Linked DNA regions of Homo sapiens: region 2 is linked to region 1. A link is an interaction called in ENCODE POLR2A ChIA-PET data of the cell type or tissue named here. Cell type or tissue: Caco-2. All regions are shown on one strand. Links, peaks and the distances in the headings refer to the core of each region. The heading gives the core; the rest is flanking DNA. Region 1 has its middle 180 kb from the start of SNORA87. Region 2 has its middle 210 kb from the start of HABP2.

The links. Peaks named below come from ENCODE experiments on the same cell type or tissue, not always from the same donor. Only the 100,000 strongest peaks of a DNase experiment are listed, where the experiment ranks them.
Region 2: POLR2A ChIA-PET joins it to region 1 with 6 read pairs; 2 of 35 experiments call an interaction of 5 or more read pairs at or near these places.

The regions. Positions count from the first base shown.
Region 1 is chr10:113,224,106-113,234,634 of GRCh38, reverse strand. No RefSeq gene overlaps it. Among named protein-coding and RNA genes, the nearest start is that of SNORA87, 180 kb to the right of the region's middle. In Caco-2, for the core only: no CTCF peak of the experiment used is centred there; a DNase peak (open chromatin) is centred at 4,434.
Region 2 is chr10:113,334,804-113,345,332 of GRCh38, reverse strand. No RefSeq gene overlaps it. Among named protein-coding and RNA genes, the nearest start is that of HABP2, 210 kb to the left of the region's middle. In Caco-2, for the core only: no CTCF peak of the experiment used is centred there; no DNase peak of the experiment used is centred there.

The sequences.
Region 1 (10,529 bases), core at 1,059-9,058:
GAAATTTTTGTGGGGACACAGCCAAACCATATTACCAGGTATGTTTTCAGTCATTACATGGCTGTATGACTGGGACAGTTGTTAAGATATTGAAATGTTTCTGTATCCATTGGCAATTAACCACTGCCCCAAACCTTCCCAGTGCTCCATGGTACCCCAGCTAACCCATACCCTCCTCTGGACCTTTTGGACTCCCCATAATCCAGTAATCAAAGAGTTAATGTGTGGCACAGTGCTCAGATAGTGACAGCTAAATGTTTTAAATATCACACCAGCCTGCATACAGCAGACACTTACTAATCATGGGTTGACTGAAAGAATCATGGTAGAGCTAGTGTTTCAGTCCAGATCGCTCAACTCCCTGTTAGTTATCTTTCTGCTTTGTCCTGCTGTTCCCCGCCCCAGCCCCCAGTTGACATAAAGGGCTTTCTTGGCAAGCTCCAGAAGGTGACATGGTCCTGTTCACTCATGGGTCCTTCTGAGCATCCCCACTCCCCACTCAAGCCTTCAAGAGCACTACAGCAGGTGCAGGCCTATACCTGCCTGCCTGGGCTGTGAAGTCCACGGCATATGGTTGGCACCAGGAGCAGAGGCAGCCAGGTACCCTTGCCTCACCCTCTGCTGAAATTCTCTAGGGAATCCCCACTTCAGCAGAAGTCATGTGACCTTGGGAACTCCATTCACCATTTCAAAAGTATATGACCACCTAAATACCAACTCTTCACACCAGGCAGTCTTCCCTCTGAAGGAGCAAGGTGAAAGAAGGAAAATTTTTCTTTCATTAAAGAAGATACTTGGCCTGGGTGCAGTGGCTCACACCTGTAATCCTAGCACTCTGGGGCCCAAGGTAGGAGGATCACTGGAGTCCAGGAGTTTGAGATCAGCCTGGGCAACATACAGAAACCCTGTCTTTACAAAAAAAAAAAAAAAAAAGTTTTAAAAATTAGCAGAGCATGGTGGTGTGTGTCTGTAGTTCCAGTTACTAGGGAGGTTGAGGCAGGGGAATCACTTGAGCCCGGGAGTTTGAGGCTGCAGTGAGCCATGACTGTGCCACTGCATTCCAGCCTGGGTGACAGAGCAAGACCCTGTATCAAAAAAGACAAAAACAGAAAAAGATACTCAATTGTAGCCATTTTTTATTCTTGGGCCACCCGCATCATGGCGGAGCTCCCTAAGTTCTGAGCATTGAGAAGAAGGCAGTACCTTTCTTAGTTTGAGTTTCCCCAAAAGCAGAACCTAGGTATAAGTTGTTTATTTGAGAGTTGAGCCAAGAAAGCACTAGAGGGAGAAAGAAAGTGAAACCATAAAGAGGGCGCTAATGGACTAATGATCAGGCTACATTTGCAGGCAGCTGGGCTCAGTCTCACAACAGACCTGAGAGACTGTGGAGGTCGCTTCTGAATTGTCTGTTAAAGGGACAAGGAAGCTGCAGTAGTTATCCACCAATTCCTATCCATCATTGATTGAGAGGGTCCTTCTGGGGCATTCATTCCCTGGCACTTTTGGCTTGCCCTGTGATCTGGCCAAGTACAGTCAGGAGCCATTGGAGTATCTGGGAGCTGTCTGCTGGAGACCTCACTCAGGGTCAAGGGGATATGTGTGGGGACTCCAACAGCACCAGCTAGAGAATTCAAATGCCTTAAAGCGGAAAACTCTTACAGGCCACCAAGGAAGCTTCCCACTGAGCAGTGTGGTGAAGTGGGAAGAGCTTGGTCTTTGAAATCCAAGCCTTGAGCTTGAATCTTGCTATATTTACTAGCTGGGCCACTGGGTGAGTTTAAACGATGTCTCTAAACATCGTTTTTTTCATCTGTAAAGATTATACTAAAGATTAAGTTAAATGCTATATATAAAGTGGTACTAAACTGGGCACATAGAAAGTATAGTTCTGGAACATTATCAATGATAATTGACATAACAATAATTACTATTTAAATAAAGTAAATCTTGAGTTTCTCATGATCTAGAAGGCTCACAAAGCTGAGGATTTAGGAAGGGTAATGTCTGCTCTATTTAAAGGTAGGAGTAGACAAGTTTAACCTTTGACTTTCTTTAATTCATTCACTCATTTCTTTGTTCATTCAAAAAATATTTATTAAGACTGCATCTCCATTACCTCATCAGCAAAAAAACAAAAAAAAAAAAAAACAAAAAAAAGAGGGTTGTAATCATTGCTGCAACAATTATTTCCCAAGTAACTTCTAGCATTTACCTTCTTTCAACTTTCAATTATTCTTTTCAGGAAGACAACGGACTATAATGGAAAAAAAAAAAGGTATAATGGTGCTTAAATGCTAATTCTGCCCACTTAGTAGCCACATGACTTTGAGCAAGTTTCTTATCTGTTCCATATTTCTTCATCTGTAAAATGGGTATGATACTGACCCCACAGGGCTACTGCAAAACTCAAAAGGAACAGCATCCTATAAATCTCTTACGGTGTCAGGCACATAATAGGAACTCAGCATTGTTGGTTCCATCTTATCTCCAGGGTACACGTGGTCCAGTAGCCAAATGTTTAGGGGTTTTAAGCAGGTAAACATTTCAGATTTCTGGGTAGAAATGAGAACAATACAATGAGATATAATTGGAGCTGAGCTTATCAGCAACGCGATTATGCTACTTGAAAGTGCAAGGCCTGCTGAGGCGTGACGCTCAAGTTTGAGTCTTATTCAGCTAGTCTTTCCTCACTCCCAACACAGTGCCTGCACATAGTAGGGACGTTATCATTATGTGTTCATAAGTAAATAAAACAAACAGGCTGCTTTTCCGAACAGAAGAGCACAACAAAAATATACTTAAAAGAAGACACCATGGGCAAAACCAAGATCTTTGAAGCCAAGTACGATAGCATTTCTTTGTTTTGTTTTGTTTTTTGTTTGGGGGGATTTTTTTTGAAATAGGATCTCACTCTGTCTCCCAGGCTAGAGTGCAGTGGTGTGATCTTGGCTCACTGTGGCCTCAACCTCCTGGGTTCAAGCCATGCTCCCACCTCAGCCTCTCCAGTAGCTGGGACTACAGGCACACACCACCACACCCAGCTCATTTTTTGTATTTTTTGTAGAGACAGGGTTTCATCATGTTGCCCAGGCTGCTCTCAAACTCCTGGACTCAAGCAATCTGCCTGCCTTGGTTTTCCAAAGTACTGGGATTACAGGTGTGAGCCATCATGCCCAGCTATGGTAGCATTTCTTGCTACCCAGTGACAAGCCAGGTGGGTACCTGATTCAATAATGACCTAGCTAAATGGAATAAAATGTCTCCTAAGACCAAACTGTCCCTGCACTGTAAATACAAATCACTTTACTAGTAGGCCCTATTCTAAAGAGAACCATTAAGCTCCTAATCATTTAATATATATATCATTTAGTCTAAAAGGCAGAAATCCGAAGAAGCACAAAAAGCAGAAAACTGCAGTGTCTTACTACTCAAAGCATGGTCCACCGAGCAATATCAGCATAATGTGAAAGCTTGTGCAGAAAGGCAGAAGCTCAAGCCCTGCCCCAGACCTGCTGGATCAGGATCTGCAGTTTACAAGCCCCCCTAGTGATTCTCGAATGTGGGACACATCGACACTGGTTTTATAACTTGGCTGCACATCATCTGGGGAGTCGTTTTTGTTTTTTGTTTTTGTTTGAGACAGGGTCTCACTGTGTTGCCCAGGCTGGAGTGCAGTGGTATGATCTCCACTCACTGCAAAGTCTGCCTCCCGGATTCAAGCGATTCTCCTGTCTCAGCCTCCCGAGTAGCTGGGACCACAGGCACCTGCCACCACGCCTGGCTAATTTTTGTATTTTTAGTAGAGACAGGGTTTCACCATGTTGGCCAGGCTAGACTCGAACTCTTGACCTCAAGTGATCCACCCACTTGGGCCTCCCAAAGTGCTGGGATTACAAGCGCAAGCCACCTTGCCCGTCCTATCTGGGGAGTTTTTTAAAAATATTGATGCCTGGGCTCCACCTCCAAGATGCTAGGTTATTTGGTCAGGAGTGCAGCTTGGACGAAGTTATTGTTTAAAAAAAGAAGAAAGTGATTTGAATCCCTCCAGGGAATTCTAATTTGCAGCCCAGGTGGAGTTCTCTGCCTGGACCACCACCAGGCAGCTAACGCAGGGAAAGGACCCATTTTCTTGGGTAGAATTACCTCCCTGAGTTCTTCATGGTACCTTGTATCTGGCCATGAGGAAGGTGGCTTTCCTGTCATCTGGGGGCCAGGCCCCCCCCTACTGAGAGGAGAAAGAGTTAACCCAGAATCCAGCCTTCCCACTCCCCGTTTCATGTGTGCCTGTCCTCTGCTGAGCCCCATTCGCAGCCCTGTAGCTTGGACATCTGGTTCCATTCCTTGGAAACGGCTCCTTTTCTCATTGCTTCCCTCTCCTCAGGGATAGCTTTCCTGATTCCTGCCCAGAAGGATGACCTGGGGGCAGCAGGATCTAGCCCCGGAATGTCCCCACAGCCTCCTCCCAAGTCCAGACTTCCAGGTGGGGTTTTTGAAGTGATTACATCAGCCCGTTCATCAGAAATGTTCCAACCCTCCCAGGAATCTCTCTGGGACAAGTACAAGGTTCTGGCTAATTTTAAACATAATTAAAAGATTTTCTTCCTTTCTTTCAAGGCATGCTCAATTTCCATAGCCCTCCACTCCTTGGGATATGGTTCCTCTGAGGTCTTTTTTTTTCCTTCAGTTTTTCAGATTTTTTTTTTCCCCCAAATGTGAACACTTGCAACAGATTCAAATCCTTTTTGCTTATTTGGCCCAGTTTATCAGCAGATAGTATTTTTACAATGCAGAAAGGTTTTTAATGGGATGTGGAAAATGTCTTTTTCCCTGAAACACTAATAATTTTTAAAAATCCCTTCTTTTATTTTCTTCAAATTGCTTTTTATAACCCATTCAGCATTTTCAGGGACATAATTAAAACATCAAACAGTTTTCCTGCTGGTTATGCTAAAATTTGAATACTTGAGGCAGCCACTATTATTAGATATTAAAATGGACTTGAGTATTTATTAAAAAGATCCTCTTAAGTAACTATTCATTTGGGTTTGCTCCGTTTAATATAAAGACAACCCCCATAATGTGAAAATACCTGTTTCTAATAAAGACCTTAATTGGTAGCAGGAGGATATTTTTCAAAAATATAAAATATGTATTTTGTTCACTATTTTTCCAGCTTAATGTGACTAATTTCCCCATTCAACTTTATCCCTAAGGAAAAATACATAAAGAAAGGCCATTACCAATACATGAAGCTCAGTAGTTTGCTTTCGTTGGACGTAATTGCTATCAAGAAGACTAGTAGCTGGGTAATTTTGCTTTAAATGAGTACACAGCCTGAAAAACGATAAATTAACCTTCGCAGGACTGAAATTAGATTCCAGTGAGTGAATGTTCTAGCTCAACACACACTAAGTCCAGGGAAGGGGAAAATGTTGCCTGGGAAGAAAAGCTGGTGAAATGCTAAGCACTCATGTTGGGGGAGAACAGGGGAGCCAACATGGAGAAAAAGAAAGGGCAGGCCAGGTGCGGTGGCTCACGCCTGTAATCACAGCACTTTGGGAAGCAGAGGCAGGTGGATCACCTGAGGTCAGGAGTTCAAGACCAGCCTGGCCAACATGCTGAAAGCCCATCTCTACTAAAAATACAAAAATTAGCCGGACATGATGGTGCATGCCTGTAGTCCCAGCTACTCGGGAGACTGAGGCTGGAGAATCGCTTGAACCTGGGAGGTGGAGATTGCAGTGAGCCAAGATGCACCAGTGCACTCCAGCCTGGGCGACAGAGAGTCCGTCTCTAAATAAATAAATAAAACAAGGGGCAGAAATGGTGGAAACCACAAGCATTTGTTTCTCTTGCTTTTTCAAGGGTTTGTGGACACTTTCTAGATGAATCATTTTCTCTTTTCACAAAACCCTGGCAAGCTTCTCCGAGACAAAAGCAGATCAGGTCAATTCATTCGACCCACTGTGATTACCGGCATATGACATGATAGAGCCATGTCTGATACACAAGGAATAATGGTGGGACGAACTTGTAAATGACATGTGAGAATCAGCCCTTGTCTCCCTGGAGCTTACTAAAGAAAGCAAGACTAGCAAGCAAATCTAGAATACAAGATGGTGTGGGCCAACTATCTTTTGAATGGCACAGAGTAAATTCTTTGGGTTTGGGACACAACAGAACACAAGTCTTCTCGGTGGAGATAGCATTGCCCTGACCTTGATAAACAAGTCAGCTAAAGAAGCTGTGTCCTGTTAAGTCCTCAGAAATTCCTACAACACTGGAGGGTGGAAACTCCTGGGATTTCATGCCTTCGATTTTGCCTACCTGAACTCACACTGTTGAGTTCAGTCCTTACTTTTTCTTTTATATATTTATTTATTTATTTATTTATTTATTTATTTATTTATTTAAAGACAGAGTCTTGCTCTGTCATCCAGGCTGGAGTGCAGTGGCGTGACCTTGGCTCACTGCAACCTCTGCCTCCCGGGTTCAAGCGATTCTCCTGCCTCAGCCTCCCGAGTAGCTGGGACTACAGGCACTTGCCACCATGCCCAGATAATTTTTTTTTGTATTTTTAGTAGAGACAGAGTTTTGCCACATTGGCCAGGCTGGACTTGAACTCCTGATCTCAAGTGATCCACCTGCCTTGGCCTCCCAACGTGCTGAGATTATAGGCGTGAGCCACTGTGCCCAGCTAATCCTTACTTTCTCTGTGAGATGGAAGAATGATCAGATGATCTGCAAACATTAACTAAATGTCTACCCTGCACCAGAAACTTAAATGCTGTGGAGAAATGAGAAGAGAAGAGATAACAAATTTAGCATCTGCGACTGGCAACTTAAAGAACAGGGTGTATACCACCCCACCAGCCATCTAAATCTAACAACTGTAGGAAGTATACAATAGGTTCCAAATGAGTGGCACAGTTGCTGATGCTGTGAAAAGTGAGGACAGGCGTCACCCCCCAGGTTCTGGCAGCTGGGAGAACTAGCTTAAGAACATAGATGAATTCGAAGCTGGTAAAGACACTAAGACCCTTCTCTAGGTGAAGAATGCTAACAGGGAAACAAGAGGCAAGGAGGAGAGGAAGACTCATTCCTTGGCTGAGATGCTATTGGCACTTTCAAACCAGAGAGCAGATAGTTTCAAAAAGGAGGGAAAGACTTCCCAAGAGAACAATTCCCTCTCCCTTTCCCTGCTTCTTCTGTCCTTTCTAAGCATACCCCAGTCTGCAGCCCTTATCCAATTTGATGCTGCTGGCCAGCGTTATCTGGGGAGGAACAAGGGCTGGGAAAGGCTCCCTTGCCAAATTCTTCTTGATGAAAGCCTTTCCGTTCTCAGTTCCATAACCCCCACCCACTTGGAGGGCTGGCCCAAACTTCCAGGACCCAAGGTTAAGGACCCTGCACCGCAGGTGGGAGCACAGCTGGGCACATCTCAGCCCGTCCCATGGCCTCTCAAATAGACCTGATGGATGGTAAAGACAGAAGAAGAGGCAGAACTCTACAGAGCCAATGCCAAACACATATCTAAAGCCAAAGAATTTTGTTTCGCTACCCTTCGTTGAAGTAAAAACAGCTCCAAGAGTATTCCCTGGAGTGTGAGATGGTTCTCTCACATACGGGGTTCAAAGACACTGTGAGGCGTGTAGCATAGCTGAAAGTGTCTGTATGTAATAATGCCTTTATGATGTTGTTTTGTTTCTGGCTTGCCTGTACCTGAATTATCTGAAGACATTGTTTGAGGCTATGAAAAAATATGAATAATATTAGGCCTTGAGATCAAAAATCATTTTTTACTTCCATGGTTGTTAGCTGCCAATATCCCACGCACAGCTCTCAATTTCCAAAGCAGCAGTGAAATGCTGGAGAGATCAGGTGAGGGGTTTTTTTATTTTCCTTTTTCTTAGTTTTATTTTTGTTATTATACACCGGTCTTGATTTTTGAAACTGTTGAAAACTGTTTGATGTGGCAAAAACCAATCATGGGAGGGAAACCACAATTTAAGTGTGAGATAAAAAGGAACTATGCGTACATGTATGATGAGATGTTCACCCAATGGAAAAAACCGTTCACTGCCTTCCAGGACGGCCTCATGTGCTCCATTAACCCAGCGTCTCTCGAGAGGAGATGCCGCCAAGGATCAGTGATCAGCTCTGGCTGGAGAGCCAAAGAAGGTTTTCCATGCAAAAACACACATTGCTGGCCCTTCCTTTGAAATGGCGAGCAAGACTCTCTTTTTTTGTCTCTTTTTCTCTTTCATGACTGCTCATTTGACCTGGCCTACTGAAGAACTAAGTTAGAAGTTGAATTATTATTATTATTATTATTATTGTTATTTTTGCCCCTTTTGCTTAATCCACGGGCAGTGCTCAGCCCATGTTCCAATAAACATTAAGGACCAGAGTCACAGCTGACAGGAGTTTTCCTTGGGTTGATACGCTTTCAGACGTAGGCTCCAGGATCCACTACATCTAATCCTCCAGGATGTGCCGCATCTAGCATCTAACACGAGAACTCTAACATCTGCCGTTCATGATTTCCTGACCGGAAGACTGGGCACCTCGCTTCCAGCCTGGTTTAACCTCTAACTAACTCGGTCACGAGTTTGCACACGTCACTGTGTTTTCTGGGCCTCAATTTCTTTATGCCTTCTCCATTCTCCCACTTATTAAGGCTCAGAGTCAGAAGGTTATTGATGCCTCTGTCTTCATAGGCCACATTCCTAACCAGTTTCTGTCTTAGAGTCATGGCCTCCAACCACCCCTCCTTTCCATCCTGGCTGCCCTTGCCAGGGTTCAGGCACTCACCACCTCTTGCCTTGACACTACTAAGGGGTCCTAACACATCTCCCATCTCCAGTTTCTCCCCCTCTTCCTTCCTCCACTCCACCCTCACACCACTTTCAGATTCACCGCCTTAAACACTTCTCTAATTCTGTCCTTAACCTGTTCAAAGCCCATCAGTGGTTCCCCATTGCCTCTCAGTAAAGGTGATACTGTGCTTCTCACTCAGCCAGTCCCACTCCTCTACAAGCTGCCTCAGCCTCTGTTTTTGTCCCACTGCTCCCCTAAAAGCACCAACTCTCCAGCCAGATAGCACAGCTTGCTTTTCCCACACCCCCTGTGCCTTCTGTCCCCACCCACTCACTCACCCTGAGTTCTCTTTCTGGAGTGGCCTCTACCCACCACCTCCACCTGCACTCCGATCTCTGTAGAGAAAAAGCTTTTCTATTTGCTTTATGTATAAGAAAGCTAAGCAAAACATTATTCATTATTATTCATTATTATGAGAAAATAGAAACAAATTGAATGTCGTATTGGAAAATAGTTAACTTACTGGACAATCATGCATAACTTTATAAATCATGTCTTTGAAGAATATTTAATGATATGTGAAAACCCATTATTCTGCTAAGTGAGTAGACTTCAAAAGTATTTATTCAGTATAAGCCCAATTTTGTGAAATATATATGTGTATGTGTGCAGATGTATGTGCATATGTGTGTGTGTGTGTGTGTGTGTGTACACACACATCAATAAAAATCTGGAAGAATACATCAAAATGTTACTTGTGTTTTCTCTCTGGGTGCTGGGATTATGAGTATTTTAATTTTCTTCTTTATGCTTCTTATATTTGCTATAATGAACTGTATTGTTTTTATTATTTAAAAGTATCAGAAATAAAACAGTGAATAGCCAGGTGCAATGGCACATGCCTGTAGTCCCAGCTGCTTCAGAGACTGAGTTGGGAGGATCACTGACCCCAGGAGTTCGAGGCTGGCCTAAGCAACATAGCAAGATATCATTTCTTTAAAAAAATAAGTGAGCAAATAAACAATAAAAATCCTACCATCGTCCAAATGTCACCTCAAAGTTTACTCTTTCTTCAAAGCCTGTTTTGATGCTGTACTTCATGCCCCCAACCACTGACTTATACCAATTGGATATAACTGTCTCTTCATTTGAGCCCCCTACCATGGCACGTGCTTTGTATTTGAGCTATTGTGTACATCTTTACCCCTCCCTCTCGACTCTGCAGGGCCTGGGAGCAAGGACTCCAAATCATGATTGCCTCCTCACTCAGTCCAGCACACAGCTGAGTGCGCCCTATGAGTGTTTTCCACCTGAGTTGGCCACACTCAGGCTCTATGGCTAAAAGGGTCATTGCCTGGAGAGTCTAAACATCTATATTAACCATCCTAGGCATCTCAGTGCATCTTGTCCTGCAGGGAACTAGGCTGAAGAGACGTAGCTCGAATAACTTCTATTTATTTATTTCTTCAGAAAAGAAGAGAACGGCAGTGTCAACTCACCTCTGGTCTCTTCTTGTTAGCAAGTTCAAGAGACACTTGGCGATATTGACTGCAGAATACAAAGATGAAATTCAAGGGTTCCTAGAGGGTGTCTGTCCGTAGAAACAAAGGACATCCTCATCTTGAAAACGTAAGTAGTAGATGTACAGTCATGACTCATTCCCTTCACCTCCTAAGTCTTGGGCTAGAAGTGTTGGATGTCATAGACTG
Region 2 (10,529 bases), core at 1,497-9,496, 110 kb before region 1:
TCTGCAAGTTTTCTTCCTGTTGTTTGCCCTCCCTTGGAGTTGAGTTGTGACTCTGCTCCATTAGGCTGGCAAACCAGTTGCCTTGAATGTAGTGGTTTCTGTAGGCTGTATTTCTTAATAGGACTTGGGTCACCCCAAATCAAAGTGAGTCACTCATTCTCCTGATACCTCTGAACCTCACATAACACCTGGTGTTTTGGTCCTAAGGACAGTCTTTAGAAAAGCAAATAGTCTGGTAGGTCAACTAGAAATTATGTGATGCAACATTAAGTATATAGCATCACTTATGCTGTCTTTTAGCTCAAAGTGTGTAATTGAATCTATCAAGACTTTAGATATGGTATCCAGCTTACAAGAAACACAGGGGATAGAGGAACAAGCTTAATAATACCACAAGGAGTCAACTAGACAAATCTTGATTGGAGGACATCCTACAGGACCTCTGGCCTGCCCTCTTCAACAAGTCAGTGACATCAAAAAGCAGGGTATTAGATTAAAAAGATTCGAAGGCCATAACAACTAAATGCAATGTGCAATACTTCTTTATATAGCTGTTTGCACAAGCACCTGTAATGGACACTTGGGGATCAGCTGGGGGCAGTTTTTTTTATTTTTGATTTTTGTGGATACATAGTAGGTGTATATATTTGTGGGGTACATGAGATGTTTTGATACAGGCATACAATGTGAAATAATCACATCATGGAGAATGGGGTATCCACCCCTGCAAGCATTTATCTTTTGTGTTACAAACAATCCAATTACACTCCTAATTATTTTTAAATATACAATTATTATTAATGATAAGTTGTTACCCTGTTGTGTGGTCATTCTTTCTAATTATTATTTTGTACCCATTAACCATACCTGCTCCCTCGCCCCCCTCCACCCACCCACCTCCCCACTACCCTTCCCAGCCTCTGGTAACCATCCTTCTACTCTTTATATCCACGAGTTCAATCGTTTTGGTTTTTAGATCCCACAAATAACATGTGATGTTTGTCTTTCTGGGCCTGGCTTATTTCACTTAATGTGATGATCTCCAGTTTCATCCATGTTGTTGAAATGACAGGATCTCATTATTTTCTACGGTTGAATAGTACTTTATTGTGTATATGTCCCACATTTTCTTTAACCATTCATTTGTTGATGGACACTTAGGTGGCTTCCAAATACTGACTATTGTGAACAGTGCTGCAAGAAACATGGGAGTGCAGATATCTCTTGACTATAGTGATTTCCTTTAAGTATATTCACAGAAGTGGGATTGCTGGATCATATGGTAGCTCCATTTTTAGCTTTTTGAGGAATCTCCAAACTGGAGAGGAGCATGTATTAGTTTGGGGGAGGAGCATGTATTAGTTTCCTATTACTGATATAACAAATGACTGCAAACTTGGTGGCTTAAAACAACACAAATTTATCTTCTGGTTCCGAAAGTCAGAAGTCTGAAAAAAGTTTCACTGGGCCTCTTCTGGAAGTTCCAGGGGAGACTCCATTTTCTTATGTTTTCTACCTTCTAAAGACCACCTGCATTCCTTGGCTCACAGCTCCAAATCACTCTGACCTCTGCTCTGTCATCACACACCCATCTCTCCCTCTGCTTCCATCATCACCTCACTTTCTCTGACACTGACCCTCCTGGCTCCCTCTTATATGCACCCCTGTGATTACATTCAGCCCACAAGGTAATCCTGGATAATCTCCCTATCTCGAGATCATTAACTTAATCATGTTTTTAGAGTCCCTTTTACCATATAAGGTAACATATTCACAGGTTCTGGGGATTAGGAAATGGATATCTTCTGGGAATGGGGGAAGGAGGCATTGTTTGGCCTACCACCGTGGAAATATGCTTTCTTCATGTCTGGACTTTTACTTGTCTGTATTTTCTGATATTATGCATTGCCCATTGACTGGATCTTTAACATAAAAAGAAAGTGGTATATTTTTCCTGCCTGAGAACTCTGCAGTTCTCCCCTTGGTGAGCCTCAACTTGCAGAGGACAAAGGAGACTGTCTGGCAGATGAAGACCCAACTTCACAGGGAAAGGTGTAGACACAGGAGGTGTCAGTAACCCCCTCCGGATCCCGCGTCAGGCATCAGGATGCCTTGTCCCACATTTAGTCCTTTCAACAACAACACCAACGCCAGCCACCATCATTCATTGTGGGCTTCATGTATGCCATGCCCTGTGTTCAAAGCATTATCTATGGAAACCTTATCTTAACCCCAAAGTATGTATTTGGGGCCAATTTTACAGAAGAGGACCCTGAAGCTCAGACAGGTTAAAGAACTTGCCCAAGGCCCCAACTTGTTTGTTGTAGAGTCAAGTTCCAAACCCAAAGCCTGAGCTCTCAACCTCTACTCATATTTTCTCACTAAAGAGACCAGAAATGGTCAAGACATTTCTCCTTAACCAGAAGCAGGGGATCTGCTTCTCATGAAGCTAAAACTCAGAGCATGTAGCCTGGAAGAGGCCTTCATAATCACCAAGTCCAAACTTCTCATTGTACAAATGAGCAAATAAATGTCTAAGTCAATGCAGTGAGTCACGAGCAGGGCCAGGAACAGGGCTCAGGGCTCCTGGCTCCCTATCTGCCCAGGTCTCTTTCTACTAAACAATAGGCTTCCATTTTTTTATCCTCATTTTTCATCCTCTGGATGCCAGAAAAATAATCCTTTGTCCCAATATAAAAGGGAAAATAAAGAAATGGGATCATTTGGGATTGTGTCAACATTTACATGCATAGCTCTAGGAAAAGCAGCTCAAGCTAAGCCTAGCTCTTGATTACTTCCAGTTGAAGGGAAGGCAATGTTTGCACAGGAGCTAGATCCCTCGTTGCCATCCTGGTTCTGGCACCTCATACACCCAAAGAAGATCCCACTGTTTCCCCAGGAGACCAGAGCACTCTACTGCCCATGGATTACAGGCCATTTCTGCCCCATCTTTTATCCCTTTTAATCTAAAGCAGCCCCAAAGAGCAGGCAGCTTGGCACTGAGGTGAGGACAATGGCTTGGGTTTGTAGCAGTGGGTTCACTAGGTTCTTTAATGCCTGTCCAGTTGGTTCTGGCTTGTGTCACCAGATGTGTGGCACAAACCCAGGGAGCAGGAGTCCCAAACTCACTTGATGTCAAGATGCCCCTTGGGGATCGGTAAGACATCCCTTCAGCTGGATGTGGTGCCTGCCCCAGTTTTGCTATGACCCCCTTAAGGCTCAGCCTTGCTCAGGCCCTTAGTATGAATCTCTGAAGTGGACTATTGTAAGTAGCCCCCTAATTGGTCTCCCTGCCTTTATCTTCCCTTGCCCCTCTGTTCAACCTGCCCCCTACCAAGCCAGAGCATCATCCTGAAGTCCAATTCTGACCAAGAGTCCCTCCTTCAAAAACTCTCAATGGCTCCCTTTTGCCAAAAGGATGAAATGACTGATGGCTTCTCTGTGCTCCCAGCCCAGGCCACATCACAACGGGTGGCTCACATATCTCTCAGGCTGCCCTGCTGCCCGTGGCCCTATGAAATCAACACTACTGCTGGCTCCCATGGGATGCTCAGTGTAACTTCCAGTACTCATGGTCCTGGGATGGTATCATGGATCTTGATGGTATTTGATGCGAGGGTATCAGTGTCAATGCCCCAGCCCACTGAACACAGCCAGAGTCTGTACCAATGCCACTGATGCTAAGGGTGATACCAATGGTACCAATGACCCATTCTCCTGAGGCTACTGAAGCCATTAGCACCAAGGCCACTGATGTCTTGTGTGATCAGTGCCTTCTCTGTTAGCATCCACAGAGGTCCCATGTCTGGGGACACAGGGATAAGGCTTGGGGGCAAAATGAAAAGGCTGTCTAAATGAGAGAACCCCCCTCCTACCCCAGCACTGCTCCATTGGTCCTAATTCATGGCTCTCACTAGGACAAGCTCTTAACCAGGCAGCTCCTCACTTCCTCACGGAGATAGAACAATCCACTGAGAGGGAACAATCCACTGGCCTCCCAGCAGGCCCAGACATGCCTGAGTCTACAGCAAATACTTTCTGATGCATTTCATTCCATGGTATGAACCAGGAACTATTTTATTGATAAAAATATGACCAAATTACATGTATTCAGGACACCAGAGAAGGTAAATTCTTTCTTTAAGACCACAGTTCTTAATTTTTTCTTTAGCGTACTTGATGCTTATTCATTTTTAGCTAGTAGCAGGTGTCAAAAGTATGAGACATGTGTGAGCAAAAGCTTAAAATTGAGAAGCTTCTCTCAAGTAACTTAATTATATTTTGCATCTCTGGAGTAACCTCTCTTATTCCATTTTCAGGAAAGATTTGGGGTTCTGCAAAGACAGAGCTTGACTAATGCTCTTCTTCATTTTACAAATGAAGAAAAGACCCACTAGGAACACTAAGGAATTTCCCAAGAGTTGCTGTTACCCAGATCTTCATCCTCCCTTACCAGGACACCTACCCTCTGCTCTCATTCTGTTAAATAGTCATGTCCCATCAAACAAAACTCCACTAGCGAGGCCGGGCTGCTGCCACCACCTGCAGTTAGTTCCATGCGGTCCGTATTGTCAGGCTTTATAGATGATGTTACAAAAATCAGAGCTTGGCAAAAAGTCCCTCTTTTCAGACATTTTATGTGGAAAAAAGAAGAAAAACACAACCAGATCATTTTCAAAAATCACTTACAATCAGCTGGAAGGTATTCGGTGAACTTTGTTTTACAGCGTTTTGTGGCCAGTTACAAATTTGGGTCATGCCCTGCAATCAATCTCTGCTGGGAACTTTCACTGAGGCTATCAGGGGAATTCGAAATAAAATGTTAGAGGCAGGATCAAGAATGCACAGATGAGCTGGAGAAAAGTATGACTGGCTTTCTGGATGTGTGATGAAAGAACAGCTGGATAACTCCGATACAGCCCAGAACCAGGTTCTCATCCAACGTCACTCACAATTAAACCTCCATCTCTGATGGCAGAGAGGCTTTATGACTTAAGCACTGAGACCAAATCATCTCTGTGATTATTTTATTGGCTGTAAGGTACATGAAATAATGGTTACAACATGAAACCGTACTTTGTCTGAGACAATAGGGAGCAACCACCAGGGCTAAAGAGCGTTCCGTGTCTTCTTGGCAAGGACACACCCTCTTTGCCTGGGAAACTTAGCAAATTTCTAAAGGAATGAGTGCAATTCCCCCAAAAGCTGGTGAGTGAAAATAACTGTCTTTAATAAATACTCATCTTTGTTTTAAAAAACCTGGCTTTCATCTCCAAAATGCAGGCAGAAGGAAGGACTAGGAGCACCATTTTAGTCTTCTTTGGAGGACCACAAAGATGTTTCAAGTTCTTCCCAGAAGCAAGCTATTAAACATGGAGCTCATTCTCTCCTCTGCAGTCTTTCTTTCAGAGGAGTCGCACAACAACAAAAATGAAAGGTCACATTCAAACTGCCAAGGTTTCCCCAGGACTGTAATGGTGTTACCTCCTAAAACCCCAAATTTCATGGCAGAATATTTCAACTGAAATGTGGAGATCCCTGTTGACATCTGGTTCAGTAAGCAATCCCTCTGGTTTCTTAGAAGAAAATTAAGCTTTAAAACTAGTGGGAAAAGTGGTCTGGACTCCTATCTTTGATCCCTAGAGAGGTGCTAGTTAGATAATAATGTAATAGTTCTAACCACAAGAAATACTACCATGTATTGAGTCCTTATATGTGCTAGGCTCTGAGCTAAGGGCTTTGCATTAAATAACTCATTTAATCCTTACAAGAACAGCACAAATTAGATAATACTACTATCCTTATCTTACAAGTAAAGAAACTGAGGCTCAGAGAAGTTAAGTAACTCGCCAAGATCACACAGCAGTTAAGTCATAGAGCTGGACTTCAAACCTACTCAATGCAGCTCCCAATCCTGTCCTTAGAACTATGGCCCTCTCCCAATCTGAGAAGGGAGGGAGAGATTCTAGTCAGACTTTGGAGGACTGAGGAGAATTTTCATCCAGGGAAGAACAGAGTGCAGCCAGAGTCCTGCTAGGCCTCCAACGTGGGAACGCGGCAAGGCAGCTGGGCCCCATCTGGAGAAAGGTGAAGGCAAGAGCAAGGCTGAGAGCAATGGAGGGGAGGGGAGGCCAAGCAACCACAGGTGCCTGAGAAGGCCAAAAACATCGGAACCAGGGAGCAGACTGTGACCTCCCTACAGAGATTTCTAGCTGGGAAAGGGAGTCACTGCCTCCTCCTCTGACACTCAGACTGCCTGGCCAAGCTGTCACAGGACCTAGAACAATTGAAAAGCAAAGTCTAGAGCCCACCATTACTCAGGGTGATAGCTGTTGTTATGTTGACTGGTGTGATTTTGGATCCTCTGAGAAGCAGACTTCTAAGACAGGACTAGACATGATTATTGAGGAAAGGACCGGGAAGAAGAAAGGGAGGGCTCTGGAGAAGGCAGGGGAGCCTTCAGACAGCAATGCAGATCTGAACCCTGGAAAGGAGGGAGGAAGGAAGACTGGGTAGGAAGCCTCAGGCAGTTGGCCAGCTCAAAAAAGGGTTGGCCAGGCTGACAGGGAGGCCTCAAGCCAAAGTTGCCTATTGAAGAGTCTTAGATCATTCAGAAATGAGCCTCTGCGTGTCCCCACACTCAGTCACTGACTGGGAGCAGCTCACAGGAACCACGGCCTCAGCACAAACTTGGTGGTGGGTCTGGAGAGACAGCAGCTGGAGCACCAGTCGCTTATGCTCCTCGCAGCAGGAGATCAGAGTAGTGCAGGTTCATGGTCACCACAACTGCCTATCCTCTAGCTGGCCCCCAAACAAGGTGGGGAAACACTGGGATGTCAAGTGGAGGGGTTAATAGCATGTATCCCATAGAGTCAGCATGAAGATTAAATGTGTAGATGAGTGTCAGCCCCTAGCACAGTGTTTGGCACCCAAAACATCCCAAGGGAAGAGTAGTTGTCATGTTATTAAACAATTTAGGAGAGAAGAGAGGTCTTCCCAGTTCCGCTGTGGGATAATTAGTTACCTTCTCCCAGGGAAGATTCTCAAAGCATCTAGAAACTCCATGTCTCTCCCCTCCCTTCCCCTCCTCCCCACCCCTACCCAGCCAAGGGGAGAGCCAGGGTGAATTACCTGATGCTCCTCCAAGAACTCAAACCTCCCCTCTTTGCCCATGGAGTACAACTTCTCTAGAGCAGATAGAGAAATCAATCCACCTTTTGCTTTGACCCGAGCCTTCTGTTTAGAAAGTTAAGCTACCCTCCCTTTGGAGCAGAATTCCTCTTCTAAATGTAAGTTGAACTCTCTCAATCTTTTGAGATAAAGACCAGCTTCTGAACAAAAATGGTTTTGATTATGAAATGAAGGTTGACAGTCAGCTTGTGAGATATAGTTTGGGGCTCTACCGAAGGGGTCCGGGAGGCCTCAGGCCAGCCCTATTGATTAGCGGGCTAAAGAAAACAGTCTCACACTCTGTTGACGCTTTGGGCAATGCCATTCTTGCCCTCCCTGGTAACCATTTCATTTAATTATTTTAAGGCAGGGTTTTATGGACTGTTTGCCAGACCTCAGCTTTGTTGGGGGCACCTCAGGTTTCAGACATTTACAAGAGTTGACCCTTGTTAAGATTCCCTTTGTGGAAAATACATTTAGTCTGGGGATAAGAGTATGGGATGGAGGAAGTAAGAAACCCTAGGTACAGCGGCACCGAAAGCACCCTTCTGGAAAACACTGAAAACATTAGAACAATGTCCACATGAGAAAGGTATCTACCCACAGAGATGTCATTAAAACTGGAGGAGTCTGTCATTGAAATACGGTAGTCCTATTAGATAGCATCAGAAAGATAGGCATTTGGGGAAATGATGGAAAAGCTTCCCCCATCAGAGAGCCTGCCTTCTCTGTCCTCAAATGAGAAAGAGCCCAATTTTCTGGTATTTGAGAATGAGTCATATTTAAAGGTTTAGGGAAAATTAGTCAAATGTACCTTGATTATAAACACATGTACCCATTTCATCTGGCTATTTTTAAAAATGTGGGTTTTAACCAGCTGCCATTAATAGTGAATGCACTGCATGTCTGTTCTTCCCTCTTCTTGTAATAGACACAGCAGAAGGAAAGAAATATTTAGCCATTTTGGATCTCTTTCCAGAGCAGGAAGAATTACTGAATATAAATTGTGTCTTCCTATCTCATGAAACAGATGAAACCTTCTAAATTAAATAAAAGGAAAATTAACAATCAGGATTAGGTAAAAAGCATTACATTTCCTCGGGGCTCAAGTTACAAAGATATGTTTTTGTAAAAGAAAGAAAGGTCAGTTACCACTATTAAACTTGTATATTGTTTTATACTAAGTCCTTTCAATGGCCTCTCTGAGGGACCGTTTAGTTTGTATTACACTCTAATAAACTCCAGGTGTACAGGACAAACTGAATAATCAGAACCCGATGGTCCAAACTAGTTAAAAATAATGTGGTACATTCCTGGTTCTCTGCATTTAATTTATTGTTAATCATTGTTATTACTTACATTTATTGGGTAGTTTTCCCAGATTTATTAGGCACTACATTTAACAGTGTTATCGCTTGTAACTGACCATCAGTGGAATCAAAAACATATTTTTGTAAAGTCTCTTACCCTAATTAGTAAGTCATTTCCCTTTGAGACTAAACAGACCCCAAAAATGACTGTGTTATTTTCTCCTTGAGTCAGGGGGGAGCCCTGCTACAAAAACCCACCTTTGCCGAAACCACCTGTTGGACGATAAGGGAAGGGCTCCCATTCTAGAGACACTAAGATGACCTTCCCATTCAAAGCAGAAAAATGAGGGACTTATATTCTAGACATCAGGAGGAGTCTCTTGTCTCAGTGGAATGGGTGGCTTCCTATAGCATGGCTTCTAGGATACCAAGGAAGGACAGGTGGGGAACCTGTTCCTCCACCTGCCTGGAATTCTATTATTCGAAGCAAACCTTTGGGTAAATGGGAGAAGTAATCATTTCACTAAAATTCACACTCAGCTGTTAATGAGCTCCCATTTCTTAGTACACAGCACAGTGGTGCACATTAGGAATTATTTGCTGAACAGGAAAATGAATGCCAATTCCTATGCCTTTGCCTTTAGTTGCAGCCTTTGGGGTAGATGGAAAGGCCCCCAGAGTGAAAGACGAGAGTCTTGGGCTCTAGTCCCCATTCTGCTGAGTGAACATGGACCAGTCGCTGGCTCTCCTGGGAAACTGAGTTTGCTCCTCTCTAAAATGAGATAATGGGGTGCTTGACTAATTTCATTTAGGGGCCAATTTCTCACCCCTCCCTGAACCCATGTTCTTTGTCAGGTGACCTTACAATTTCTCTCACTAAAGAGATAGAGGCCATTTTGCCACTCCCTGAATCTGGGCTGGTCTTACGACTTGCTTTAGTTATCAGAATGCAGCAGCCAGAACAACAATCTGCCAGTTCTAAGTGGAGGCCTCAAGAGGCTCTGGGGTTTCCACTTTCTCGCTAACCCAGCATCCTGGGGAATGAGAGACACATGGAGCAAAGCTGAGTCACCCTGGTCTCCCCAGCCAAGGTCAGCCTTTGTCAGCCAAGTGAGCCCCAGATACATGAGTGAGTTCAGCCAAGATCAGCAGTGCTGCTGACCCCAAACACAGGAGCAATAAATGCTTGTTACTGTGTGCCACTAAACTTTTGTGGCTGTTTGTCAGACAGCATTATTGTGACAATATGTAACATACATATGATGCTATTAGATAATCTCTAAGGCTCATTCTAGTTCCAAATTCCAGCATTACTTAGAACATAACCCACTATATAGACAAATATCTAGCCCTAAGTGTATCCCCCATGAGGCACTGGTGAGTCTCTTACCCTCCCTAGGCCTGTTTTAAACAGCTAATAGTCATTCTTGTCCCTCCCTGCATACTTCATAGCCTGGGCCCCTCACAGGGGTATTTTCAAGGACAAAAGAAAGAGCCAATGTGGAATCACTTTGAACCATTCAAAAAGCAGACTCCATATTATTAGTTAATTCTTAGTCATACTAATGCTATATCTTCTTAGGGATCTCATTAGAAAGACCCCTAAGGTGCATCACTTAGAAGACTAGCAAAAATTTAAGTAGATGTTGTTTAAAAACCCATCTGGGTCTCTTACAAGGTATCCACATTAAATGTTTTGAATTAGTATTTTTGTGTCAGAGCCACTGTAGAGCAGCTACTTTTCATGCCTCTGAGGGTATTTCCTTGCTAATTTTATGTTTTCGATCCAAATCATTTTAATCCATGGTTTAGCTACATGGAGCTAAAGGAGAATGTACGATAAATTGAGGGGCCAGGAAATGGAAGACAAAGGAAAGAACAGAGAATTTACTCCACTCACTCACCCATTCATTCCATAAATACAAACAAGTGTCTAATACGTCACAGGCCTGTATATGGCTCTAGGATCAACTCAGGTCCTGCTCTTGTGAGGGTTGAGGGGTACATGTTACAGAAGAGGAAGACGTTAAACAATCACAGGAAGTTAGG